Linked DNA regions of Homo sapiens: region 2 is linked to region 1. Evidence: chromatin contacts called from ENCODE Hi-C or POLR2A ChIA-PET data. All regions are on one chromosome and are shown on one strand. The core of a region is the stretch at or near the end of the contact, and the rest is flanking DNA. Distances in the headings are between cores, read along the strand shown.

Region 1 (4,799 bases), core at 1,180-3,679:
GTGCCTGGTGTGTTTGTACCTAACCACTGCTAAGGACTTTCATTGATAGCTAGACCTTGGAGTTCCTTCCCCTGGACCCCTGACCCAAGTATTTTGCACTCATTCCTCTGCCAGTGTGTTTCATGGTGTCCTGCTTCCCAGAGTGCCTCAGGGAATGCTTGCATTGGATATGAATGAATCGTTGCGGTCACCATGGATGGGATTCAGGCCTAACTCTCACCAAGACCATAAGGCCACAGTCTTTGATATAGATTCCCCATGTTAAATCTGCCATCCTCAGTGTAGTGAGAGTGATATTGAGAGAGAAAAGTTAGGTAATTAAGGTGGGTCCTTGGTAAAACTCCTTTAAACAGAGGAACAGCCTGAAAAATCAGGCTTCAGGCACAGATAAGGAAACTTGCACAAACCTCTGGCTCACTCAGATAAAGGAACAATGCCCAACACAGAAACACCTTTGATCTTTGTGCCTAAGGCATGCCCACAGCTACTTTGATAAGGGAACAAGACCCAGCATAGAAATGCCTTTGTCCTTTGTATAACCAGTGGGCTTCCAGGAAATAGTCTCTTCTCCTTTTGTGGACATGTACACGGTGGGCTACAGTGGGTTCCAGTGGGCACTTTCCTTTCTTGGACGTGCTTTAGAATGTGAGCCTCTGATTGGTCCTGGGCCAGGCTATCACTTCAGCTCCTGATTGGTCCCTCAAGGTCCAGGGGCCAAGCTGAGTAGTGCTTTCTCCAAGACCAGTCAGTACATTCCTTCCTTTCCCAGTCCATAAAACCCCCTGACCCAGCCTCATAATGGGCAACCTGCTTGGGCCCCCCGCCAGCTGCAATGAGCTTTCTTCATTTGCTTATTAAACTTTTGCTTCAACCTTACCCTTTGTGTCCACACTCCCTAATTTTCTTGGTCGTGAGACAAAGAATTCTGGGTGATACCCCACAATGAGAGACTGGTACATTGTGGTGCACGGGCAAGACTGCAACAATATGTTTTCTGCTTGCTTGTTTGGACTGGCCTCTTCCTAACTCTCCAGAGTGCTCTCTCCCCACTGTGGCCCTGAGCTTTGCCTCACGGTAACACTGTGCTGCATGACACTCCAGCATGATCTGCATGTTTCTCACCTCCGGACCTTCCCCACACAACTTTCTTGCTGCTTGGACCACCCTTCCCACCTATTTTCAACTGTTTCTCTCCAGCGCATCTTTCATGATAAGGCTTGAGTGGAAGCTGTATCCGAGGCTGAAGGTTATCCATGCAGCTTTGAAACCATCTGTTTATGCTTCTGTTTACCCCCCAAATACTGTTTACCCCAATACTCAAAGTCAAGGTTGGTGACTCAACAATTTTCAGAACTTCTAGCTTATCAGTATAGCTTTATTGTACTGAACTGAGTTTTTCACCATGCTGTTACTGTCTTTGAGGTTAAAAAGCCCCCAACATTCACTCCTATTTGAATCATCTGTGCAAGACTCAAGCAGCTATGAATTCAACCACAGTGTAAAGTTCTTCCCTACAATGCTTTATTGTTATTCTAGCTCCCAAGAGAGTACCATCTTTCAGCCCAAGACCCTTGACAGAACCCCTTCAACTCTGTCGCCTTTTTTCATCTCTGGAATTCTGACACCACCCATGACCCCTCTTCTTGTTCATTTACTAGGTTTTGTTCCTTTTTTTCCTTTTGTTTCAATATCCTATTGTATCTGTTCCTTTTGGGCTTCACATCCTTTTTGGAAAGAGAGGCACAGGTAATATAATGAATGAGGATGCTCCTCCTCCCTGGTTCCCTCTAAGTCAAGTTTCTCCAACGCGCTGGTCTGCTTGGCTTTGAATGCGGCTCAACACAAATTCATAAACTTTCTTACAACATTTTGAGATTTTTTGGTGATTTTTATTTTTATTATTTATTTATTTATTAACTTATCAGCTATCCTTAGTGTTAGTGTATTTTATGTGTGGCCCAAAACAATTCTTCCAACGTGGCCCAGGGAAACCAAAAGATTGGACACCCCGCTCTAAGTGTTCCCCAAGTTTCCACTGTTTTCAGAGCACATGTCCCAGGTAATAACACACAGCCCATCATTTAGTGACTGCTCAGGGTGCAAGCTGTGGAGAAGAGAGTCCGACTACGAGCTGGTGCTCTAAGCCTCCAGCACGCTAGGACTGACGACGGGGATCCGGAAACAACAAGCTCCACTCCCGCAACACACACACACACACACACACACACACACACACACACACACACACGCACACGCACACGCGCACGCGCGCACACACGCGCACACACGCGCGCACGCGCGCGCGCGCCGCCCAAGGGTAGCCGTCTGCAGGGCCCCAGCTAAGCAGCCCGCGGAGAGCGAGCGGCGCGTGCGCCCCCGCTGATTGGCTGGCACAACCGGCACCGGAGCCAATGGGAGCACGCCTTGTTGTCAGGCGCGCAGCCGGACGGCGCGGTGGTCGGGACAGACTGGCCGTTGCTGTGGAGACGCCTGGTGAGTTCCTGGAAGGCTGGTTTGAAGGCGGTGCCGGGGTGGGGGTGAGGCTCAGCAGAGCCCGGGGCACAGGCCGGAGGGGCTGCAGGCGCGAGGCTGGGTTACGTGAGGAAGCTGGGGGTTTCGCGGGCAGCTTTAGAGCCCCAGTCAGGGAAACCGAGGCCGGGCTTCCTGGCTGCCTCGCGAGCCTCTTCATGGCTCTCGCCGCCGCCCTGAGGTGCCTAGAATGGGTTCCGGCCTCCGGGGAGGTTCCCAGTAACCGCAGGAGCCACCATTGATTTGGCGTCTGCTGGGTGCAAAGCCCAGCGCGCTAACCCTTTACTCGCGACCTTTCGCTTCACCTTCACAGCAGCCCTGCGAGGTGAGTGTTGTTATTGGTGCCATTTACAGGGGTGGAAACTGAGGCCGCGGGTAGGTGAAATGATTTGCTCCAAGTCACCCAGTGGGTGAGCGCGACTCCAGACTGAAAATTTTGACCGTTCTGCTTCACTGCCTCCCCGCAAGAGGCGGGCCCTGGCCAGATGGAACTCACCTGGCATTCCCAAGGTATCTGCACAAGTGGCTTTGGGAGTCACTTAACTCTTCAGGACCTGGGTTATTACAGGTTATAAGTGTGGGACCGTCGGATTCCATGTGGCTAAGATTCTTTCTATGTGATTATTGTGGTTAGAAATAGAATATGCTTAGAACAGTCTCGTTCAGCGGTCGGCAAACTTTTGTTGTAAATATATCAGTGTTTACATTGTTATATTGTAAGTATAATGAGTATAATAGTATTCATAATAGTAGTTTAGGCTTGGGGGGTCCATACTCTGTCTACTTAACTGTAGCGATGTAGTGTGGATACAGCCAAAGACAATACATAACAGACTAGCTGCGTCGCAATAAAATTTTAATTATAGGGACCGAAGTTTTAATTTTATATATTGTTAATATAATTTTCACGTGTCATGATTTTTTTTCCCAAATATGAAAAAATGTAAAAACCATTCTTTGCTCGTGGGCTGTACAAAAAGGGTGGGCTGGTTAGCTTGCAGAACCCTCATCTAGTACAAAGCCTCATACATGAGGGGAAACAGACTGAGAGACTGACATCTATGTCAAGTCAGTCACACAGCCAGGGCACTGCCACCACTGAGCTTAAGACATAGGCTTCCCACCTTCCAGGCCAGGAAACATCCCCAGTTATCACTCTGGATCAGGGTGCTGAGGTCTGAAGGTGTGCTACTCTTTATCGTGTTCTGAGGCCATGGAAACTATATTCTAAGGGGTTTGGAAACTTATTAGCTTAGACTAATAAGCCTGGTGAATGTGCTGCTATCTGAGGAAATGCAGCTGCTGGGCTGGGAGTCAGAAATGAATAGATATTTTTCTTTTTCATGATTATTCAATAGCTTTTGTGTGTGTGTGTGTGACGGAGCCTTGGTCTGTCGCCCAGGCTGGAGTGCAGTGGCATGATCTCGGCTCACTGCAATCTCCGCCTCCCGGGTTCAAGCAGTTCTCCTGTCTCGGCCTCCCGAGTAGCTGGGACTACAGACACCCGCCACCATGCTTGGCTAATTTTTGTATTTTTAGTAGAGACGGGGTTTCACCGTATTGGTCAGGCTGCTCTCAAACTCCTGACCTCAGGTGATCCACCCGCCTCGGCCTCTGAAAGTGTTGGGATTACAGGCGTCAGACACCGCGCCCGGCCTCAATAGCTTTTTTTTTTTTAAAAGCTCCTTTTAGTGAGTTTCTTGGATTTATGGTGAACAATACATAAATGGTTACCATCCTCACATTGCTTACAGATGATAAATATATAATCAAAATGGTTATTTCTTTTTAAGCTTTTTTTTTTTTTTTTTTGAGATGGAGTCTCGCCTGTGGCCCAGGCTGGAGTGCAGTGGTGCGATCTCGCCTCACTGCAAGCTCCGCCGCCTGGGTTCACGCCATTCTCCTGCCTCAGCCTCCCTAGTAGCTGGGACTACAGGCGCCTCTCACCATACCCTGCTAGTTTTTTGTATTTTTTAGTAGAGACGGAGTTTCACCGTGTTAGCCAGGATGGTCTTGATCTCCTGACCTCATGATCCGCCCGCCTCGGCCTCCAAAAGTGCTGGGATTATAGGCGTGAGCCACCATGCCCGGCCTCTTTTTAAGCTTTTTAAACTAATTTTAGATTTAGAGAAAAATTGCAACAATACAAAACGCTCTGTTATGTCCTTCACCCTGCTTTCCCTAATGTTAACATCTTACATAATCATACAATTATCAAGAACAGAAATCTAGTGTTGGTACAGTATTATTAACTACATTACAGATGTGAT
Region 2 (4,939 bases), core at 1,693-4,192, 260 kb before region 1:
GTAACTGCCTCAGAAAAAAAAAAAAAACTAAATTAATCAGAACAGTCATAACAGAACTCATTTCTACTTGGAAAAAAAAATTTTTTTTGAGACAGGGTCTCACTCTGTCACCCAGGCTGGAGTGCAGGAGTAGAATCACAGCTCACTGCAGCCTTGACCTCCCCGGCTCAACTGATCCTCCAACCTCAGCCTCTCAAGTAGCTGGGACTACAGGGGCATATCAACACATCCAGCTAATTTTTTAATTTTTCTGTAGAGATGAGATAATATTATGTTGCCCAGGCTGGTCTTGAACTCCTGGGCTCAAGCAGTCCTCCCACCTCTGCCTCCCAAAGTGCTGGATTACAGGCATGAGCCACCATGCCCAGCAGAAATGATTTTTTTTTTTTTTTGAGGTGGAGTCTCACTCTTGTTGCCCAGCCAGGAGTGCAATGGCCCAATCTCGGCTCACTGCAACCTCTGCCTCCTGGGTTCAAGCAATTCTCCTGCCTCACCCTCCTGAATAGCTGGGATTACAGGCACCCGCCACCAGGCCCGGATAATTTTTGTATTTTTAGTAGAGATGGGGTTTCACTATGTTGGCCAGGCTGGTCTCGAACTCCTGACCTCAGGTGATCCGCCCACCTTGGCATCCCAAAGTGCTGGGATTACAGGTGTGAGCCACCACGCCCAGCCCAGAAATGATTTTTTTAAATGATTTTTCAGCCAATAGACCGACTGGATATAAAAAAAAAAGAGCACTGAACTAAAGTATTTTCTTTTTCCAGAATGGAGTGCAGTAGTGTGATTACAGCTCACTGGAACCTCTGGCTCCTGGGTTCAAGTGATTCTCCTATCTCAGCCTCTTAAGTAGCTAGGACACCATCCTGGCTAACACGGTGAAACCCTGTCTCTATTAAAAATACAAAAAAGGCCGGACGCGGTGGCTCACGCCTCTAATCCCAGCACTTTGGGAGGCCGAGGTGGGTGGATCATGAGGTCAGGAGTTCAAGACCAGCCTGGCCAAGATGGTGAAACCCCGTCTCTACTAAAATTACAAAAATTACAGCGCGTCTGTAATCCCAGCTACTCCGGGAGGCTGAGGCAGGAGAATCGCTTGAACCTGGGGGGCGGAGGTTGCAGTGAGCCGAGATCGCGCCACTGCACTCTAGCCTGGGTAACAGAGCGAGACTCCATCTCAAAAAAAAAAAAAAAAAAAAAAAAAAAAAAAAAGCCGGCCGTGGTGGCAGGTGCCTGTAGTCCCAGCTACTTGGGAGGCTGAGGCAGGAGAATGGCGTGAACCCAGGAGGCGGAGCTTGCAGTGAGCCGAGATCGCGCCACTGCACTCCAGGCTGGGCGACAGGACGAGACTCCGTCTCAAAAAAAAAAAAAAAAAAAAAAAAAAAGTAGCTGGGAATACAGGCTCTACAGGCACGTGCCACACCTGGCTAATTTTTGTATTTTTTGTAGAGATGGGTTTTCGCCATGTTGTGCAGACTGGTCTCGAATTTCTGAGCTCATGCGATCCACCCATTTTGGCCTCCGAAAGTGCTGGTATTATAGGCGTGAGCCCCCTCGCCCAGCCCTAAAGTATTTTCAAAAATTCTTTGATCACTTCAACTCCTCTCACCCTCCCCCTCCTCTTCAGCAACCCATAATCTCCAACTCTTCCAGCTCTCTCACTCAATTTGTGCTTTTCGACCTCATGAAATCCAAGCCATTTTTACTGTAGTTCTCCTTTTCTAGCTCCACCCCTTCTCCATCCAGCTTAGACTCTCCATACTATGCGCATCACTTCAACTCTCACGCTCTAGCACCATGCTCCTCACCTCCTCGTCCGGCTGCAACTAGCCGCTAAGTCCCAGTCTTCTCGGCCAGTTCCTCCTAAGTTGTTAAATGTTGCCAAGAAAAATCATACAACTATGTATGGCACCACGACAAATTTCGAGTTTCCGATTTCAGCTGGGACCTCAGCTCTGGCATTCTATGACCTCCTTATTGCCAATCCCTCTCTTCTCGGTCTTCACCTTCCCACCCCATCTGGCACTGCTCTCCAATACCTCCTTCTCAAAACCCTTCATTTCAGAGGTTGCAAATTGGCAGCCTGAAGATCCTGCTATGTTATGTTTGGCTCTCGAAGAGTTTGGCTTTTCCTGTTCATTTTCCTTAGTTACCAATATTTAAAACTCAGTAGGTTTCTGGCTTTCTCTTGAAAAACGAAGATGTGACAATATCCCTTCACCCGCCCACATTGCCTACCTAGGTGCATGAAAGCTTTGAGCTACCCCCCAACCCCATCCCCACCCTCGCTTTCTTCCCAATTTTCATGGCTTCCAAGTTCTCTTTCTTGATATCTTTAGATTGCAACTCTTCCTCCGCCCACCCATTAAGTCCTGGTGTTCTCAAACTTCCCTCCGTAGAGGTTTTCCATTCCCACTATATAGCCCCTACACCCTGAAGTCTCCACTCAGAAAAAAGTTGGCAACCCTTTATCTGTCTCCCACAACATGATAAGTGTTTTTGGACCGAAAATGCAAAGATCTGGAACTCCATGCTTCCCACCTCTGTCGGGGCCTTCTCCGGGTCCTCCTGCATCTGTCATCCCATCCTCCAGAGAGTCCCTAGGGCCTGGGCACCCTGCAAACTCTTAGTGCAGTCAAGGTTTCCTGGCTGGGGGCCCAAGAGTTGCCACGGACCCGCACACGCTGCCCAGGCGGCGACGTGGCGCCCCTACAGGCTTCCCCGCGATTGGGGACACGCACACCCAGGGCCACCGGAGGGACAGGTGGTCAGGCGGACTCAGGTCACACCGGCGGACGCGGGGCCACTCACCTGGGCCGGGGCGGGGCAGCTCACCTGGGCCGGGGCGGGGCCGCAGGCGGGCGGGGCGGGGCCGCACCTGAGCTGCTCCAACCCGCGGCCGACGCGGCCGACGCTGCCTGGCTCCACAGCAGCTGCTGACGCGGAGCCCGCGGCCGCCCGAGCACCCAGAGCCCCGCCCCCGGCCCGCGGGCACTTCCGGGACCACTCTAGGCCGCGCGGAGGTCCCGGCGTCTCGGTGGTCCCACCGCGCCGGTTGTCGCCGCGCGAAGCCGCCCGGGCCCCGGGACACAAGGACCCGAATCAGGAGAGTCTCTCCAGTCGGCATGGTGGCTCTGGCCGTCCCCGAAGCGCGTGCTGGACGTGGGGGAAACAGAGATGGGCAGGCGTTGGCAGGAGAGCAGAGGAGGAAACAGGTCCGGACGGGCGGGCCGACCTCGAGCCGCCGGCACTCGGGGCATCTGCGCTGGTGCTGGGTGCAAGCCAGAAGCCACTGAGGCAGCTGGGGTCTTCAGGGAAAGGAGAGTGGAGCCCCAGAGCTGTCGACCCTGTCACTGTCCACAGGCACCGGGGTCCTGTTAGGATCCCCCTCCCCCAACCTGCTTCAAGGGTAGCCCTGTTCCTGTCTGCCCTCCCCGCCCCCACAGAAATAGAGATGAGAAGGGGCAGGCGAAGAACTAGGAGTGTCTGCGAGACCATCCCAGGACCCTGAGCCCCCCAACTCTCTGCATCCCAGGGCTGACTTCGACATGAAGCGCCTCCTCTCAGGCGCACCGGGAGGGAAGAGGAATGTGTTCTTGAAATGGCCGCCCCCTTGGCCGGGCGCGGTGGCTCACGCCTTTAATCCCAGCATTTTGGGAGGCGGAGGCGGGTGGATCACGAGGTCAGGAGTTCGAGACTCAGCCAGACCAACATGGTGAAACCCTGTTTCTACTAAAAATTATCCGGGAGTGGTGACAAGCGCCTGTAATCCCAGCTACTGAGACAGGAGAATCGTTTGACCCTGAGAGGCGGAGGTTGCAGTGAGCCAAGATAGTGCCATTGCACTCCAGCCTGGGCGACAGAGCGAGACTCCATCTCAAAAAACAAAAAAAAAAAAAAGAAAAGGAATCTCCGCCCCCTCCTTGCTGCTGATGGCAAGACTGGCCCCTCCACCCAGTGTTCTGCCCATGACACCCCCCCCTCAGGTGCAGCTGCCCAGCTTGTGGGAGAGCTTCCCTCCGCAGACCTTGGCCCAATCACAGGACATCAGGAGAACACACTGTCCCTGGGAAAAAGGATTCTGCCCCAGCCGCCCACCTGCCTTCAGCACCCTCAGCCTTGGCGCTCGAGTGCCTCCAATGCTACCCACACACACCTGCCTTCCTGCCCCATTAATGCTCTGTCGGGCCTTGGGCACAGACTCCAAGGGGTAGGCAGTGGCTGCCCCTCCCCAAGCCAACAGCCTGAGCTCCATGGGGACCAGCCACCCTAGAGCCATAACCCTTGGACCATAACCAGCCATGCAGAGTTGGGGGCGGCAAGGGCTGGTTCCTTTTTCTCCCTCCGGCTCCTCAGGTCACAGGAAGGTCAGGCTACCAGTTTGAGCCCCCAGGGGGCCATGGTGGGGGAGTCTGGGCCATGCCCCAATAGTCTCAGGTGCTTCCTCTTTGACAACAGTCCCCAGAATCCCCATTCCCCCGCACACTGCTCCCCACCCCAGGAGTGGGTCTTCGACTCCCAGACCCACCACAGTCATTTTTCTCAGCCAGGATCTTATGACCCTCACAATAGCTGTTGTTGACATGTTGAATATTATTAACCCATTTTACAGAGGGGAAGCAAGGCTCAGAGAAAGTTTAAAAGGGACCCAAGGTCAGGGGCAGAAATGGGAGGCAGAGGGGAGGCACCCATCTCACACCCCACCCCTAGGGACTAAAGCCGTAGCCAACAGAGCAGTAGTAATCCGCGTCGTCTTCAGGCTGCACGGGACTAATGGTGAGGACACAGGCATTGTGGGCCTCATCCTTGGCTGCCGAGAATCGATCGGGGATGTCAGCAGGCCGGTGGTGATCCTCCTCCGAGCGGTAGTAGAGGAGATATCGAGGGGCACTGCCTGCCCGCTGCTGGTACCAGGACACACCGTAGTCCCTGATGGTGA

Evidence for each region. Hi-C counts contacts between places; a loop is a spot of excess contacts on that map. ChIA-PET counts read pairs that join two places held with the same protein, here RNA polymerase II (POLR2A). Pooled maps may share reads with other maps.
Region 2: a loop to region 1 is called in a map with no recorded cell type, with 13 times the contacts of the local background. The contact joins the promoter of ZNF70 here to the promoter of CABIN1 in region 1. A Hi-C loop is called at or near these places in 2 of 37 single-sample maps with no recorded cell type and 8 of 50 pooled maps. POLR2A ChIA-PET finds 5 or more read pairs at or near these places in 5 of 52 experiments (B cell, WTC11, activated B cell and 2 more).

The regions. Positions count from the first base shown.
Region 1 is chr22:24,008,875-24,013,673 of GRCh38, forward strand. CABIN1 (calcineurin binding protein 1) reads left to right here and starts at 2,430. Exons shown (of 37, transcript NM_012295.4): 1 at 2,430-2,493.
Region 2 is chr22:23,748,170-23,753,108 of GRCh38, forward strand. It overlaps ZNF70 (zinc finger protein 70), which reads right to left and starts at 2,943. Exons shown (of 2, transcript NM_021916.4): 1 at 2,542-2,943. VPREB3 (V-set pre-B cell surrogate light chain 3) reads right to left here. Exons shown (of 2, transcript NM_013378.3): 2 at 4,574-4,939. The coding sequence ends at 4,707. RefSeq lists a silencer at 2,659-3,108 and enhancers at 2,701-3,376, 3,259-3,318, 4,159-4,218, 4,729-4,939.